Linked DNA regions of Homo sapiens: region 1 is linked to region 2. Evidence: chromatin loops called from intact Hi-C (ENCODE). Cell type or tissue: GM12878. All regions are shown on one strand.

Region 1 (8,000 bases), 270 kb before region 2:
TTGGCACACACTATTGGTGGGAACGTAAATTGGCTCGGTCACATTAAAAGATCATTTCTCAGTCTCTATAAAGATTTTATGTGCAAACCCTTTGACTTCACAATCCCACTTCTCAAAATCTATCCTGGAGAAATAATTGCATGTTATGGATATAGTGGTCAGTGTAAAATTGCTGGTAATCTTAAATAAAAGGACAGAAAAAGAAAAAGGAAAGAATAGCAGAAAGCCCAAGTCATGAGCATGTAATTGCAGGTAGAGCTACAGGTTCTGAAATGGGAACAACTCCAATATACATGGTTATCTGGAAAGAATATATCAGGGGAACAATACACGTAGGCCAATCACATTATATTAAAAAATGTATATTTTCGTTTTTCTAAGTAAGGCCATGGAAAAGGTCCAGGAGGCTGCACTTTCCACTGTGCACAGTGGTTACCTCTGGGTGAGGACAGTCGGAGGGAGGGAGGGAGACTTTCATTTTTTACTCCATATACAGATGCCCCTCAACTTCATAAGCAAAAATGTCATAAGTCACAATGCATTTAACCAACCTGCCAAACATCATAGCTTAGCCCAGCCTACCTTAAACATGCTCAGAACACTTACATTAACCTACTCCTGGGCAACATCATCTCACACAAAGGCTATTTTGTAATAAAGTGCTGAATAGCTCATGTAATTTATCGAATACAGCACACTGTAAGGTGTCACTTGTTTACCCTCATGATCGCGTGGCTGACTTGGCAGCTGAAATCTTACCACATAGCGCTAGCCCGGGAAAAGATCAAAATTCAGAATTCAGAGACGTGCATTGCTTTTGCACCATTTTAAAGTCGAAAAAATCATAAGTTGAACTATTGTAAGACCATCTGTACTCTATATACTTACATCTGTATTTTTGCATTTTTTACAATATACACTGTAAGGTTATTGTTGTCCTCTATCATCCCAGTTTCTTGTAAAGCTGTCAGAACTAGACTGAATTGGGGAAGGCTGCAGCTGGAGCAGAGTGCACAGGAAATACCAGGCATTCAGATTTGGACGTGTTAAATGTCAGGCGCCCATTAGAATCTTAAGTGGAGATGCTGAGCAGGCAGATGGATTGAAGAGTTTGCAGTTTGGAAAGGAGATCCGGGTTGGAGAACCACATTTGAAGACAAGTCCCCTAGGATGTATGGGCATGAGGAGGAGAGTCCCATTAATAAGATAGGGTGGGGCCCAGAGCCAAGTGTGTGGGCACCCAAGCCCTGGATTCCAATGTCTTTAACACAAATCAGTTTCTGCTACGAATCTAAACAACTATAGGGTCCTAACTGATTCTTCCTACACACCGGTATCACTGGCACCTATAAAAAACTCCTTGTGTCTTATTTTTAGCACTGCTCCTTGCTTTTCCTTTGAATGTCCAGCTTGGTCTGGCTGAACTGCTTTGGTGGTCTCTGGGTTTCCCAACTTCGCCTTCCGTTGACGTCCTGTCTGAATCCCCCTTCTGCAAGCTTCATGGCTGCAGAGAAGCCCTGCCAACTCCTGAGTAACTCCGCCCATCCCTCACTCTATTCTTCAAGCTCCAACCCAGGACAACTGCAACATGTGTATAGTCTTTCACACAGTTGCTCATTTAATTCCCAAGAGGCAGATATATTATTAGCATCACTTTTACTATTATCCTGCCCTCTTGACAGATGAGAAAACTGAGTGTTGTGTGGTGGGAAGTGTCTTATCTTCCACTAGAGTCTAGCAAACTACCATAAACTTAGCAACTTGAAACAGCCCATACTGGAGCCGAGTAACGTAGCTCATGCCTGTAATCCTGACAGTTTGGGAGGCCAGGGCAGGAAGATCACTTGAGGCTAGGAGTTCAAGACCAGCCTGAGCAATATAGCAACACCCCATCTCTACAAAAAATTTTAAAAAATTAGCCGGGCATGTGCCTATAGTCCCAGCTACTCTGGAGGCTGAGGCTTGAGCCTAGGAGCTTGAGGCTGCAGTGAGCTATGATTGCCACCGCACTACAGCCTGGGCAACAGGGTAAGAAAAAGAAAATACAACAACAACAGCAAAAACACATTTATTATCTCACAGTTTCTGTGCCTCAGGAATCTGGGTGTGTCTCTGCAGAATCCTCTGCTTCAGGGTCTCTTATGAGGCTGCAGTCCAGGTGTCAGCTAGGGCTGGGGGCTCATCTGGAAGCTCAGCCGGGCAAGGACCTGCCTCTAAGGCATTCCGCAGTTGACAGAATTCAGTTCCATCTGAGCAGTTAGACCAAGGGCCTCAGTTCCTGCCAGCTGTTGGCTGGAGGTCACTGTCAGTTCCTTGCCACATGGGCCTGCTTACTTTATCAATGTGTGTGACCCGAGAAGGCAATAAAGAATCTGCTTGTAAGGGAGGCTACAATCTCTTGAAACCTAATCTTAGAAGTGACACCCTGTCACCTTTGGTTAGAAGCAAGTTGCTAGGCCAGCCCACACTTGGGAGGCACCCCCACTACACAGGGTGTGAACACAAGGAGCAGGTCACCAGCCATCCCAGTGTCAACCCACACAGGACATAACACGTGGGATTTGGGCACAGGCATGTCGACCTCCAATGCTTGGCTGCTTCCTTCTATGCAATCCTGGATCCTCCATGATTGTGCTCTGCTGTGGCCTGAACAAAAAGGGAACGATGATAGTTCTTTCTTCATGTGACTCTACTAAGTACTCTTTTAGCCAGGGAAGTTGAGTAATCTGGTTTTAACAATAGAAAAGTGGGACTTGCAAATTAGCATGGGTTTCCAAAACGGAATGCAATTTAAAGCTGAGAAGCTGAAGTGATAAATGGAGGAACAGTGTTCTGTCTATAAAAGCAGCTGATAAAAATGCCTGTCACCTTTCAAACCAGTCCTGCACCCCAGAGACCACAGGTAAATCATCTCTCTCTACCCAGACCTGCAAACTGTCCATGTATGTAACACTGCCACTGCAGGGAAGGAGGCGGGCCAGAGGAGCAGGAGAGAGCCAGCCACCACCTCACCAGCCTTCTGTGTGAGTTGCCTTCTCCCAAGTCCTTTGAGTGGAGACAGCCCAGTCCCTGATCAACCAAGTGCCCTGCAGTGACAGCTGGGAAAGATGGCAGGTGTCAGCCTTCTCGCCCCATCTCTGCCACCACTGCTCCCTGAAAACTTCTCGCAGGGATGATTCCAGTGTTGTGGCTTCTCGGCAACCCAGCTTCAGTCTCGGGCACCCCTCTTCTCCCAAGCCTGTTTCTCAGCCTGCCACTGAGTAGACTCTCTTTTCAGTGCTCCTCAGAAGAGTTACTCCAGTTCCCAGGAGCACCCCGATTCATCTCCTCAACTGGGACTTTCTATCTCTAGCTCGACCCCAAACTGTATATTGATTTAATTAATATTTATTGAAAACTTACTAAAGGCCATATATATCCTTCTAAAGCACTGAAAAACATATTCCTTATACATGGGTATGTATGTACATAAATACCTATAACATAGAGGCTAACAGCATGGTTTTAAAATTAGATCTCGTCATTTAGTAACAGTGAACTTTACTTTGGCAGGTTACTCTAACTTTCTGAGTCCCAGTTTCCTTTTCTGTAATGTGGACATCATTTTTCCTACCTCAAAGGATCAGTGTGAGAAGAAAGTGAAATACTAATTTGTGTGTGGCACTTAGCACTGTGCCTAAAACATAATAAATACTTAATAGCACTTCTGTGTAATCAGCACAGGACAGACCATTCCCGAAGATTCCCGCTCCCACCAAATCATAGGCTCTTAGAAGGCTAAAACCACAGCTGTCTTGTTCACCCTTATATCCCCAGTACCTGGCATAATGCCTGGCACATGGAAAGTGCTTAATAAACGTTTCTGCAATGAGCTAATAAGTGAATAAGTAATACTGCAGTTAATGACAAAAATATTTATCTGGTGCAACTTTCCAAGGAGCTTAAAGATCTCTCAATATTATTTAATTTGGTTTTAAAGTTCACCTTGGGGCCAGGCATAATGGCTCATGCCTCTAATCCCAGCACTTTGGGAGGCAGAGGTGGGAGGATCGCTTGAGTCCAGGAGTTCAAGATCAGACTGGGCCACAAAGCAAGTCTCCGTCTCTACCAAAGAAATATGAAAAATTATCCAGACATGGCAGTTGTACCTGCAGTCCTAGCTAGCCAGGAGGCTGAGGTGGGGGGAAATCGCTTGAGCCCAGGAGTTCAAGGATGCAGTGAGCTATGATCACATGACTGCTCCAGCCTGGGCAACAGAGCAGGACTCTAACTCTAAAAAAAAAAAAAAAAAAAAAAAAAAAACCCCACAAAAAAACAAAGTTCACCTAGGATGGCAAGTAAAAGGTTTGACCATTTACTTAGGCCTTTGACCAAGGTGTAAAGGACTAAACTTGACTTGCCTAAAACCATGCAATAAATCTGGTTATAGGTTGGCATGGCTACAGGGTTGGCATTTGGATTCTTGTACTCATAGCTCCCTACTCCTACATATCTAGTGTATTGAGACCATCTTCCTAGCCTGACTGACTTGCCCATAGAGAAAAGCCCCTCTGAACTCCAAAATCTGAGGACTTTCTAATTCTTTGTGACCATGACTCACTTTGTAAGGAACCAATAAGTTGTCCCAGGCCTTGGTGCTGAGCAAATGGTGGAGCAGAAGCCAGCTGCCTGCTGTCCATTAGTCCAAAAGTGGGATCTGACATCTCTGCAGAGTCCGTCCAGCACCCTAGGGTTGATTTCCCTGGGGGTGTTGTTAGCCACTCAGGATGACCAGCAGCCATTCCTGGAGAATGAGAACAAATCTCAGAATCATGTGATCTGTCTCTAGTCCCAGCTCCACTAGCTGTGTGACCTTGGACAAGTTACTTAACTTCTTTTCACTTTCATTTTCTCATCTGAAAAGAAGGGGAAGTAACACCTTGTAAGGACTGAATAATATGATGTCTGACAAAAGGCACCGTGCCCAGCACAATTCCCAGAGACTGTTTGTGGAGTTTGGATCTGAATGCAGGGCTGGCGTTAATCATCCTTTGTGGGGAGCAGCCCAGGAAAATCTTCTGGTCCCCTGTTTCCCTCTCATAGTCCAGTCCAATTCCCATTGGCACTTTGGGGAAGGCAGTGATTTTCAAGATTTATCTCAGAGCAGAACTCTTTTGTCAAGCAAACTTAACATGGAATGGAACGGAACGGAAGTATATAAAACTGATAAAGCTGAGCTCACTTGTCAAAGCAGGGCTGGGGACAACCTAGATCTCTCTTTGTGATTTGCCCCTCCTCATTTTGCAGTGGCCTCCAATATAACTCCATGAGCCCCCAGGCTTCCCAGAACTTGGATGGAACACAACTCAACTAAAGTAGTATTCTAGATGGTCTCTGTCAAATTAGTAACAATATCAACACATTATTATAACATAAATGCTAGCTATAATTTATTATTATTATTATTACTACAGCTAACATTTACTACAGTGGTTCTCAAGCTTTAGCTTACATCAGAATCACCTGGAAACCTGATTAAAACACAGATTAATGGACCTCACCCCCAGAGTTTCTGATTCAAAAGCTAGCGTGGAGCCGAGAATCTGCATTTCTAACACATAACTAACTAGTGATGGTGATGCTGGAGTGTGGGAAGACACTCTGAGAACTGATGATTTACTGTGAGCTAAGTGCTAAGCATTCTACGTGGAGACTGCTTTTAATGCTCATAACCACACGATGAGATAGGTATTGAACTATTTACATCCTTTTACAGATGAGGAAACTAAAAGTCTAAGTAACTTGCTCCAGGTCTTAGTTACTAAGTGGCAGATTCCAACCCAGGTCTGACTCCAAAGTCCTCACTCCTAACCATGATGTTAAAATGTTAAAATGGAAGCCTATTATAAGGAATAGGTCCACTTATTTGCATTCATTAACCAGCATAAATAAGTTCATGTAATGAACTGGCTCTGAGAGAAAGGGTTCTAAGGTAGTTGAGGTTTGATGAAGAATAGAACAACCAAACAAATCAGGAAGGTTTGAGTAACAGGCCATTGCTTATCATAGTCTGCAAGGTATCTCAAGAATTTGACCAAGAGAGACAGTGCTTGTGACAAAAGATAGAAAAGCTGGTCAAAAAGACAAATTTCACTTTATTCATTATTCATGTAGTCACTAGTTTATAAAATGCTTATTGAATATGTACTATAAGGTGGGGGCTGTTTGGTGCTGAAGATATGAGGGAGAGTAAAAGTAGACAGGGTTCATGACCCTCAAAGCTTACAGACCCCTCAAAGCAACAATATTAAGCTTAGTAACAATTTTGCCCAAGTCGTGAAATCTTGACATTCAGCTTTGGCCACATGGTTCTGTCAGGTCCCAGCTCTTTTGGTTCTGACTCTTCTGGATCTTATTATCTTGTATTTTTCACTCTATCTGTTGACCTAATGTATTTCCATTCTGATGTGTGCAGTTCAGCACAATCCTGACATCATGAACTTAAAAGCCTGCCTTGTTAATAGATTTTATTTTTTGAATGTTGACTATGGACAGGATTTGGCTTGCGTGTGATAATTGGTAACCATATGACTAATAGGAGGAGGTTTTATAATTGGTCTGCTCTTGTATTCTTACTCATCACTGCTAATTACCCAGTGTGTCTGATATGCCAGATGGATATTTAATAAATGGTCTAATGATTGGATCTGAAATAACATATTCAGGTTCAAGAGAACCATGGTCCTGGGAGGGAGGTCACACAGTTCTCCATTCTGCCATCCAGCACCGTTGCTTTTAGATGAAGTTTGATGAGGCTGAATTAGATCCTGACAATTGTATGGCATTTTTGTTTAATTCCAAGGAAATTTTCTTTCATGGGCTTACCATGATTTCTATGGAAACTCATTTTGGGGAAAATCCTCAGTCTGACTTGTTCCAAGTTGGATTTACTTACTCTGGCAAAGTTATGACCTATTAAAAAGTGCTAATGGAGACAACTGAGAAGCTAAGTTTCAGGGAACCGTGTTGTCTTAGTCTGCTTTGTGTTACTGTAAGAGAATACTTGAGACTGGATGATTTACACAGAGAGCTGGCATCTGCTCAGCTGCTGGTGAGGGCTTTCATGCTGCGTCACAACATGGCGGAAGGTCAAAGGGGAAGCGGAAATGCGCCAAGGGGCAAAATCCAAGGGGTGTCCTGGCTTGATACCAATGCACTCTTGTAGGAACGAATCCCTTTCCTGATCCAGCCTTCCCAGAATGAGATTTCACTGTCTACTGCAGTTACAGCACCAAGGTATTTGTAAGGCATCTGCCCCCATGACCCAAACACCTCCTGCTAGGCCTCACCTCCCAACACTACCCCACTGGGAATCAAATGTCAACATCACTTTTGGTGAGGACAAACTATATCCAAACCATAGCACATGTGAAGGAAAAAGGAAAGAAAAAGGGAGGGAAGAATAGAAAGACTGTAGTAAGAAATCCATGATCGGTGCGAAACATGGAGTTTTCACAACGAGCTAAAGAAACACTATAGGCTGTCTCCTAGAGACACACATTTCTGCCATCTAATCTGCAGATTTGTTTACATTAAAAAACAAGACTAAATTTAAGCTTCAAAGTAAAAGCTCAACATTTAGGGAGACATACGGGCTGTTTGCTTTGAATGAGGGGCAGGAGCCAGCCTTCTCCGAATTGGCCCAGAGAAAATTTTTGAAACACAGAAATGTAATAATAGCTGGCACATGGGATGTGTGGAATGAAATCAGCACTTTCAAAAAGAAAAGAATGAAGAGAATAATAATAATAAGCCAATGCATTCAGTTCTTTTGGTTAATGTCAAATTTTACTCACCAATCTTAACAGATCTACTAGTGATTACTCTTATTTGGGTATTTCCACTGGAAAATTATCCAGTTTGTGAAAAGTCTCAGTCATTTGTTATGAAGAACACAGCTTTCATTTTGTCCCAAAATTAGATGGGACTGAATTACCCCCACCAAGATGATTCAAGCTGCC
Region 2 (8,000 bases):
ACCTCTACGCAAATAAACTAGAAAATCTAGAAGAAATGGATACATTCCTCGACACATACACTCTCCCAAGACTAAACCAGGAAGAAGTTGAATCTCTGAATAGACCAATAACAGGCTCTGAAATTGTGGCAATAATCAATAGTTTACCAACCAAAAAGAGTCCAGGACCAGATGGATTCACAGCCGAATTCTACCAGAGGTACAAGGAGGAACTGGTACCATTCCTTCTGAAACTATTCCAATCAATAGAAAAAGAGGGAATCCTCCCTAACTCATTTTATGAGGCCAGCATCATTCTGATACCAAAGCCGGGCAGAGACACAACCAAAAAAGAGAATTTTAGACCAATATCCTTGATGAACATTGATGCAAAAATCCTCAATAAAATACTGGCAAACCGAATCCAGCAGCACATCAAAAAGCTTATCCACCATGATCAAGTGGGCTTCATCCCTGGGATGCAAGGCTGGTTCAATATACGCAAATCAATAAATGTAATCCAGCATATAAACAGAGCCAAAGACAAAAACCACATGATTATCTCAATAGATGCAGAAAAAGCCTTTGACAAAATTCAACAACCCTTCATGCTAAAAACTCTCAATAAATTAGGTATTGATGGGACGTATTTCAAAATAATAAGAGCTATCTATGACAAACCCACAGCCAATATCATACTGAATGGGCAAAAACTGGAAGCATTCCCTTTGAAAACTGGCACAAGACAGGGATGCCCTCTCTCACCGCTCCTATTCAACATAGTGTTGGAAGTTCTGGCCAGGGCAATCAGGCAGGAGAAGGAAATAAAGGGTATTCAATTAGGAAAAGAGGAAGTCAAATTGTCCCTGTTTGCAGACGACATGATTGTTTATCTAGAAAACCCCATCGTCTCAGCCCAAAATCTCCTTAAGCTGATAAGCAACTTCAGCAAAGTCTCAGGATACAAAATCAATGTACAAAAATCACAAGCATTCTTATACACCAACAACAGACAAACAGAGAGCCAAATCATGGGTGAACTCCCATTCACAATTGCTTCAAAGAGAATAAAATACCTAGGAATCCAACTTACAAGGGATGTGAAGGACCTCTTCAAGGAGAACTACAAACCACTGCTCAAGGAAATAAAAGAGGACACAAACAAATGGAAGAACATTCCATGCTCATGGGTAGGAAGAATCAATATCGTGAAAATGGCCATACTGCCCAAGGTAATTTACAGATTCAATGCCATCCCCATCAAGCTACCAATGACTTTCTTCACAGAATTGGAAAAAACTACTTTAAAGTTCATATGGAACCAAAAAAGAGCCCGCATCGCCAAGTCAATCCTAAGCCAAAAGAACAAAGCTGGAGGCATCACACTACCTGACTTCAAACTATACTACAAGGCTACAGTAACCAAAACAGCATGGTACTGGTACCAAAACAGAGATATAGATCAATGGAACAGAACAGAGCCCTCAGAAATAATGCCGCATATCTACAACTATCTGATCTTTGACAAACCTGAGAAAAACAAGCAATGGGGAAAGGATTCCCTATTTAATAAATGGTGCTGGGAAAACTGGCTAGCCATATGTAGAAAGCTGAAACTGGATCCCTTCCTTACACCTTATACAAAAATCAATTCAAGATGGATTAAAGATTTAAACGTTAAACCTAAAACCATAAAAACCCTAGAAGAAAACCTAGGCATTACCATTCAGGACATAGGCGTGGGCAAGGACTTCATGTCCAAAACACCAAAAGCAATGGCAACAAAAGACAAAATTGACAAATGGGATCTAATTAAACTAAAGAGCTTCTGCACAGCAAAAGAAACTACCATCAGAGTGAACAGGCAACCTACAACATGGGAGAAAATTTTCGCAACCTACTCATCTGACAAAGGGCTAATATCCAGAATCTACAATGAACTCAAACAAATTTACAAGAAAAAAACAAACAACCCCATCAAAAAGTGGGCGAAGGACATGAACAGACACTTCTCAAAAGAAGACATTTATGCAGCCAAAAAACACATGAAGAAATGCTCATCATCACTGGCCATCAGAGAAATGCAAATCAAAACCACTATGAGATATCATCTCACACCAGTTAGAATGGCAATCATTAAAAAGTCAGGAAACAGCAGGTGCTGGAGAGGATGCGGAGAAATAGGAACACTTTTACACTGTTGGTGGGACTGTAAACTAGTTCAACCATTGTGGAAGTCAGTGTGGCGATTCCTCAGGGATCTAGAACTAGAAATACCATTTGACCCAGCCATCCCATTACTGGGTATATACCCAAATGAGTATAAATCATGCTGCTATAAAGACACATGCACACGTATGTTTATTGTGGCACTATTCACAATAGCAAAGACTTGGAACCAACCCAAATGTCCAACAATGATAGACTGGATTAAGAAAATGTGGCACATATACACCATGGAATACTATGCAGCCATAAAAAATGATGAGTTCATATCCTTTGTAGGGACATGGATGAAATTGGAAACCATCATTCTCAGTAAACTATCGCAAGAACAAAAAACCAAACACCGCATATTCTCACTCATAGGTGGGAATTGAACAATGAGATCACATGGACACAGGAAGGGGAATATCACACTCTGGGGACTGTGGTGGGGTCGGGGGAGGGGGGAGGGATAGCATTGGGAGATATACCTAATGCTAGATGACACATTAGTGGGTGCAGCGCACCAGCATGGCACATGTATACATATGTAACTAACCTGCACAATGTGCACATGTACCCTAAAACTTAGAGTATAATAAAAAAAAAAAGAATCTAAAAAAAAAAAAAAAAAAAAAAAAGAATTGAAGGCAGTCCTTGAAGAGACATTTGTATGCCCATGTGCACAGCAGCATTATTCACAACAGCCAAAGCATAGAAGCAAGCCAGTGTCTGTTCTTGGATGAATGAGTAAACAAAATGTGGCATAGCCATGCAATGGAGTATTACTCAGCCTTAAAAAAGAAGGAAATCCTGGCGGGGCACGGTGGCTCACGCCTATAATCCTGACACTTTGGGAGACCGAGGTGGGTGGATCATTTGAGGTCAGGAGTTTGAGACCAGCCTGGCCAACATGGTGAAACCCCGCCTCTACTAAAAATACAAAAATTAGCTGGGATTGGTGGCGGGTGCCTATAATCCCAGCTACTCGTGTGGCTGAGGCGAGAGAATCGCTTGAACCCAGAAGGCAGAGGTTGCAGTGAGCCGAGATCATGCCACTGCACTCCAGCCTGGGCAACAGAGCGAGACTCTGTCAAAAAAAAAAAAAAAAAAAAAAAAAAAGGAAATCCTGTCCCATGCTTCCATGTGGACGAATCTTGAGGACATGATGCTAGTGAAATCAGCCATCCCCAAAAGGCAAATACTGTATGATTCCACTTACATGAGGTAGAGTAGTCAAAACCATAGAGAGAGTAAGTAGCAGGGTGGCTGCAAGAGGCAGGGGGGAGGGGGACCGGGGAGTTATTGCTTAATGGGCACGGTTTCAGTTTCGCAGCATGGTGAAAGCTCTCCACTATCTCTCCCCGACAGCGAGCCCCAGTGGTCCTTCTGGTGTACTGATGTATGAAAAGAACAGCAAGGCCCGCCCCCCACACACACAGCAGGTTGTACCACATACATCCATCCCCTTCTACTCACCCAACCTCAGAGATTGATTTGCTGTTCTTCACAGCCAGGGCGAGATACTTCCCTCCTTCACTTGTTATTTTGTTTTTTCCCAGTCTGCAGAGAGAGTCACACACAGTCAGCCTCCAGCTATGCAGGGGCTCCAATGTGGGTCACCCTCCTCCCCAGCACAGAGCCCCTTCCAGCCCCATCTTGGGAACCGTACACTTTCTTCTGGGATCCACAAGAGCCATGGCCTGGGCCTCCTGTCAGGGAGGGAACTGAAGCCCTGAGGACAGTCAGTCAGGGTTCCTCTCCAGGAGATGGTCCACAGTCTCTGCAGAAGCTCAGGGACCTGAGCCCTCCCTGGGGTCCTCTAATTGACCTCAGCAGCATCACTGACTTCCCTCGGGAGACCTGGGAGGTCCCACTTTGACTGCCAAGGGTCAAGGTATGTGGCCACTGTCAGGGCAGGACCAGAGGCTCCAAGCCTGGCGCACTGTCACCCCCTGCGCAGGGCACACCTACAGCAGGGCAAGGGCCCAAGCTCTTCCTTGCAACCCGACAGGAAACTCCCTTGGGGCAAAAAGACCACCAGAAAGGGTGAGAGTTAGTCCTTTCTTCGGCCTAGTAGTTAATGAAATCAAAATGCCAACCTTTCCCCCTACCAATAACGGGAGGCCCTTCCAGAATCCAAGCCTCACAGATCACACAGAGGTATCTTTACTTGACCAACATGGCCCTGGGACAAGTGGAAGGCTTTAGGATGAAAGCTCTTTACTGTGACATTTAATCTTTGAACAACAGAAGGGGGTGATCAAGAGAATATACTAAGGAACCTGGTGCCTACCCCACTTACTTAAGATGCGTGAGGCCTTTGCATTCATCCAGGATTTTGGTGACGTACCTGGCTCCGACATCGGTGATCTGGTTGTTGTATAAACTTCAAGAGAAAGCACAGCCATGAGACTTTCTGGCTCCTGATGTCATTTTAATAGCCCCTGTTTTTTGAAGCATATGGTGTCTACTGATTTCCAAAGTCTGGGTTGAAAGGGGAACACACAGGCACCAGAGTTTAGGGCTCTGAGGTCTCACAGCTCAGGTTCAAAACCAGCTCCACTACTTTCCCCAGCTTTATGGCCTGAGACAAGTCACGTTACCTCTCTGTGCCTCAGTTTCTCCATCTGTAATACAGAGGTAATGATGATAGTCCCCTTGCAGGGTGGTTATGAGGATCTTAGGACATAACGCAAAGCCCTGGTGCATGAGTGCTCGGTGACTGGCAGGTGATGGGTATTTACAACTAAGATTACATTCAGCGTCTTGAGAAGAAAAGATTCTGAATATTAAAACTTCTCGATGTCTACCTTTCAGCCATCTCACCGCTCAATGCCAATTCAATAGTACAGCAGATGGAAGTTGAAAGGCAGCTAAGCTCAGGCTTCCAGGGTTCCACAGCCACACAGAGCCCTGGAGCCGAGTGTGGCCCGGGGTCGTTTGCGTCCATGTCCTCATTAACATCGAAGGCCACTGAGGCCCCAAGAAACTGAACAACTGCTCCAGCTTGCAGAGCCACCAGTTGTGTGGGGCTGGCCCGCAATCCCTTCTCTCAGACTCCAAAACCTCAAAGGCTCTGAATGCCCAAAGTTTCTCACAATTCTTTTGGCAACTGATGTGGAGCTACTTATAGTCTTTCTTACCACACTTGGTTTGACTGTTTCATACATTCTGCGGGAGAAATATGAAAGTGTTTGAAAATGGGGCACTGCCTTAGACCCCTGCGGCCACGTCATGCCATAGCATGCACTCAGAATCCCCATTCGGGTCTTGCCCCAAAGGCTCTGGATGAGGGATTATGGACCCAAAATAGTCCAGACTAATATGTAAACAGGATTCTAGCATTTATTAAATATATCCCCTTATATTCTCGTTGCATCCCCCAATAACCAGTTGTAAGCCTACTTGCCTATACTGGGATCCCAGTTTTACAGGTGAGGAGGCTGAGGCTCAGCAAGACTTCATGACTGGCCGAGCCACAAAGAGAACCCAGGACTCTCAACTCCTGGGCCAGCGCTCTTCCCAGCCCTGGGCCATCCGTGCCGATCATCCAGGGACCTATGGGAATGTGAATTCCCTGCAGCTCTGTATTATTACTAGGTAGTTGGCCCAGTGTTCTGGAGAAAGACATACCCCAAATAGGTCACAATTTTGTATTTGGTCAGCTCTTCGCTTAGCACCTTTACCCCACCGTCAGTGATCTGGTTTACGCTGAGTCTGAAATAAAACAGCAAAAAAATTACGAGTCAGGGCAGGCACTCATTATGAAGGACCATTAATCTTACAAAGATCCAGAAGCCTTCAGGCCCTGGAGTTTTCTCAGGTATAGACGCCCCTGGAGAATGGCCACAGCAATCAGCCAAATAGCCCCTTACAAAGCCTGGCCAACGTGGGGCCGCCAGACCCATCCTGCACCAGCCCATGAGCGAGGCTGCAGCACAGCCCCTGGCTCCTCACACGACCGTGAAGGACACAGGGAGGACGTGTGAGGCCAGCCACCTCTGACATCCACCCTTTGCGTGTGACCTATGTGTCAGCCAGACCCTGTACCTGGTTCTCGTATGGTGGAGGGCATGGGTTTGGAAATGTCAGGGGCTGCTTTTAGTGGTTGTGACTGGAGGAGGGAGTGCCCTGTCATCTTGCAGGCAGGGCCAATGATGTTAGGTGTCCTGCAAAATGCTGGACAGGTCTCACAAGAACTGTTATACCCAAAATGCCAACAGCTTCCCCCCATCCAGAAACACATGGGCTAACCCTGATTTGTCACTGGAAAAGGCTGTGAGTCCCACTGTCAAAGGAGACTGCTCATGTCATTCTGTAAAGTGTCAGACAGCAAATATTTTAGGCTCTGTGGGCCATGTGGTCTCTGTCACAGCTACTCAACTGTGTAGTGTGAAGCAGCCAGTAAGTAAATAAATGGGTATGGCTGCGTTCCAATAAAACTTTACTTAGAAACACAAGCCTTGGGCCCAATTAGACCCACAAGCTGACCTTGATAACAAGTAAAAGGCTGAACAATTAAAAGCTTGATTTTTAGGCCACATCAAAATGATCAAGTCAGACACTCTGGACCCTTTCCCTCAGAGTCCCCAGCTTGGTGCTGGGAAATAGTGTGTATGTACATGGCATGGCCAGCCCAAGACAGCACAGGCTGCTAGACATTCCCAATATCTATACTTTCTTAGCAATAGATTCCCCCATCTTTTAGCTGGGCCCATCTCATTAAATTCTGCCCATACCATTAAGTTCTGAAATCTAAGCAGCAATATAATTAGTAATAGCCAAGAAGTGTTCTTAAAAGATTGAGGCATGCTCTCAATCTTTGCCCTTCCTTCTTACTGATAGCTAGAGTGTCGACTAGATGGCTGGAGTTTGAGCAGCCCTCTTGGGCCAAGATGGGAAAGCCGGGTAGTGAGGATGGCAGAACAGGAAGGCAGAAGAGAGCCTGGGCTCCGGAGGGTCATGGAGACTCCATACCAGTCCTGAACTACCTACCTCTAGACTTTTACATGAGAGAAATAAGCTTGTAACTCACCAACATTTGGGGTTTTCGCTCTCAGCTAAAACTAATCCTAACTGATGCAGCCAGAGAACTGAGTGTGCTTCCCGTGGTTACCCATATCCTCTGCTTTCCTACAAGCTGTTTTTTCTTGCACTGGTGTGAAGGAAAGCTTCACCTGGGGACAGCAGGAAGGGCAGGGCCACCACACTGGTGTGGAGTTTCCCATTGAAAAGATGGACAGAGGGGTCGGGTGCGGCGGCTCATGCCTGTAACCCCAACATTTTGGAAGGCCGAGGCGGGCGGATCACCTGAGGTCAGGATTTCAAGACCAGCCTGGCCAACATGGGGAAACCCCGTCCTACTAAAAATACAAAAAACTTAGCCGGACATGGTGGCGTGTGCCTGTAATCCCAGCTACTCAGGAGGCTGGGGCAAGAGAATCGCTTGAACCCAGGAGGCGGAGGTTGCAGTGAGCTGAGATCACGCCACTGCACTCCAGCCTGGGCAACAGAGCGGGACTCCATTTGGGGGAGAAAAAAAAAAGATGGACAGAGGGTGGCACTGAGTGTGAGACTGCCTGGGGCTACAGAGGGAGAGTCACTGGCTGAGAGTACAGAGAACAGACTCCAGGTTTTCCAATTCCCAGGCTAGGGCAGCCTTCGACCCCCTGCACCCCATGTCCCCATGCAATTATTTACACTCTGACACTGGTGTGACAGGCACTGGGAGTCAGTTCCAAATCCCTACTGCTTTTTAGAAATGCATGAGTCAAGTAATGGCAAATTTAACCCCCTGTAGAGATTTACAAGGT

Evidence for each region. Peaks named below come from ENCODE experiments on the same cell type or tissue, not always from the same donor. Only the 100,000 strongest peaks of a DNase experiment are listed, where the experiment ranks them.
Region 1: a loop joins it to region 2, with 2.6 times the contacts of the local background. A loop is called at or near these places in 3 of 110 quality-filtered maps.

What each region holds. Positions count from the first base shown.
Region 1 is chr7:30,174,337-30,182,336 of GRCh38, forward strand. It overlaps LOC105375217 (a long non-coding RNA gene), which reads right to left. Exons shown (of 2, transcript XR_927147.4): 1 at 4,601-8,000; 2 at 2,053-2,646. Among named protein-coding and RNA genes, the nearest start is that of MTURN, 43 kb to the left of the region's middle. RefSeq lists enhancers at 2,195-2,254, 4,838-4,887 and a silencer at 2,345-2,404. In GM12878, no CTCF peak of the experiment used is centred here; a DNase peak (open chromatin) is centred at 4,865; H3K4me3 peaks cover 769 bases; H3K27ac peaks cover 1,040 bases.
Region 2 is chr7:30,442,478-30,450,477 of GRCh38, forward strand. It overlaps NOD1 (nucleotide binding oligomerization domain containing 1), which reads right to left. Exons shown (of 14, transcript NM_006092.4): 7 at 5,821-5,904; 8 at 4,490-4,573; 9 at 3,664-3,747. Among named protein-coding and RNA genes, the nearest start is that of NOD1, 32 kb to the right of the region's middle. RefSeq lists a silencer at 3,362-3,521 and an enhancer at 7,049-7,549. In GM12878, a CTCF peak has its summit at 3,557; a DNase peak (open chromatin) is centred at 3,494.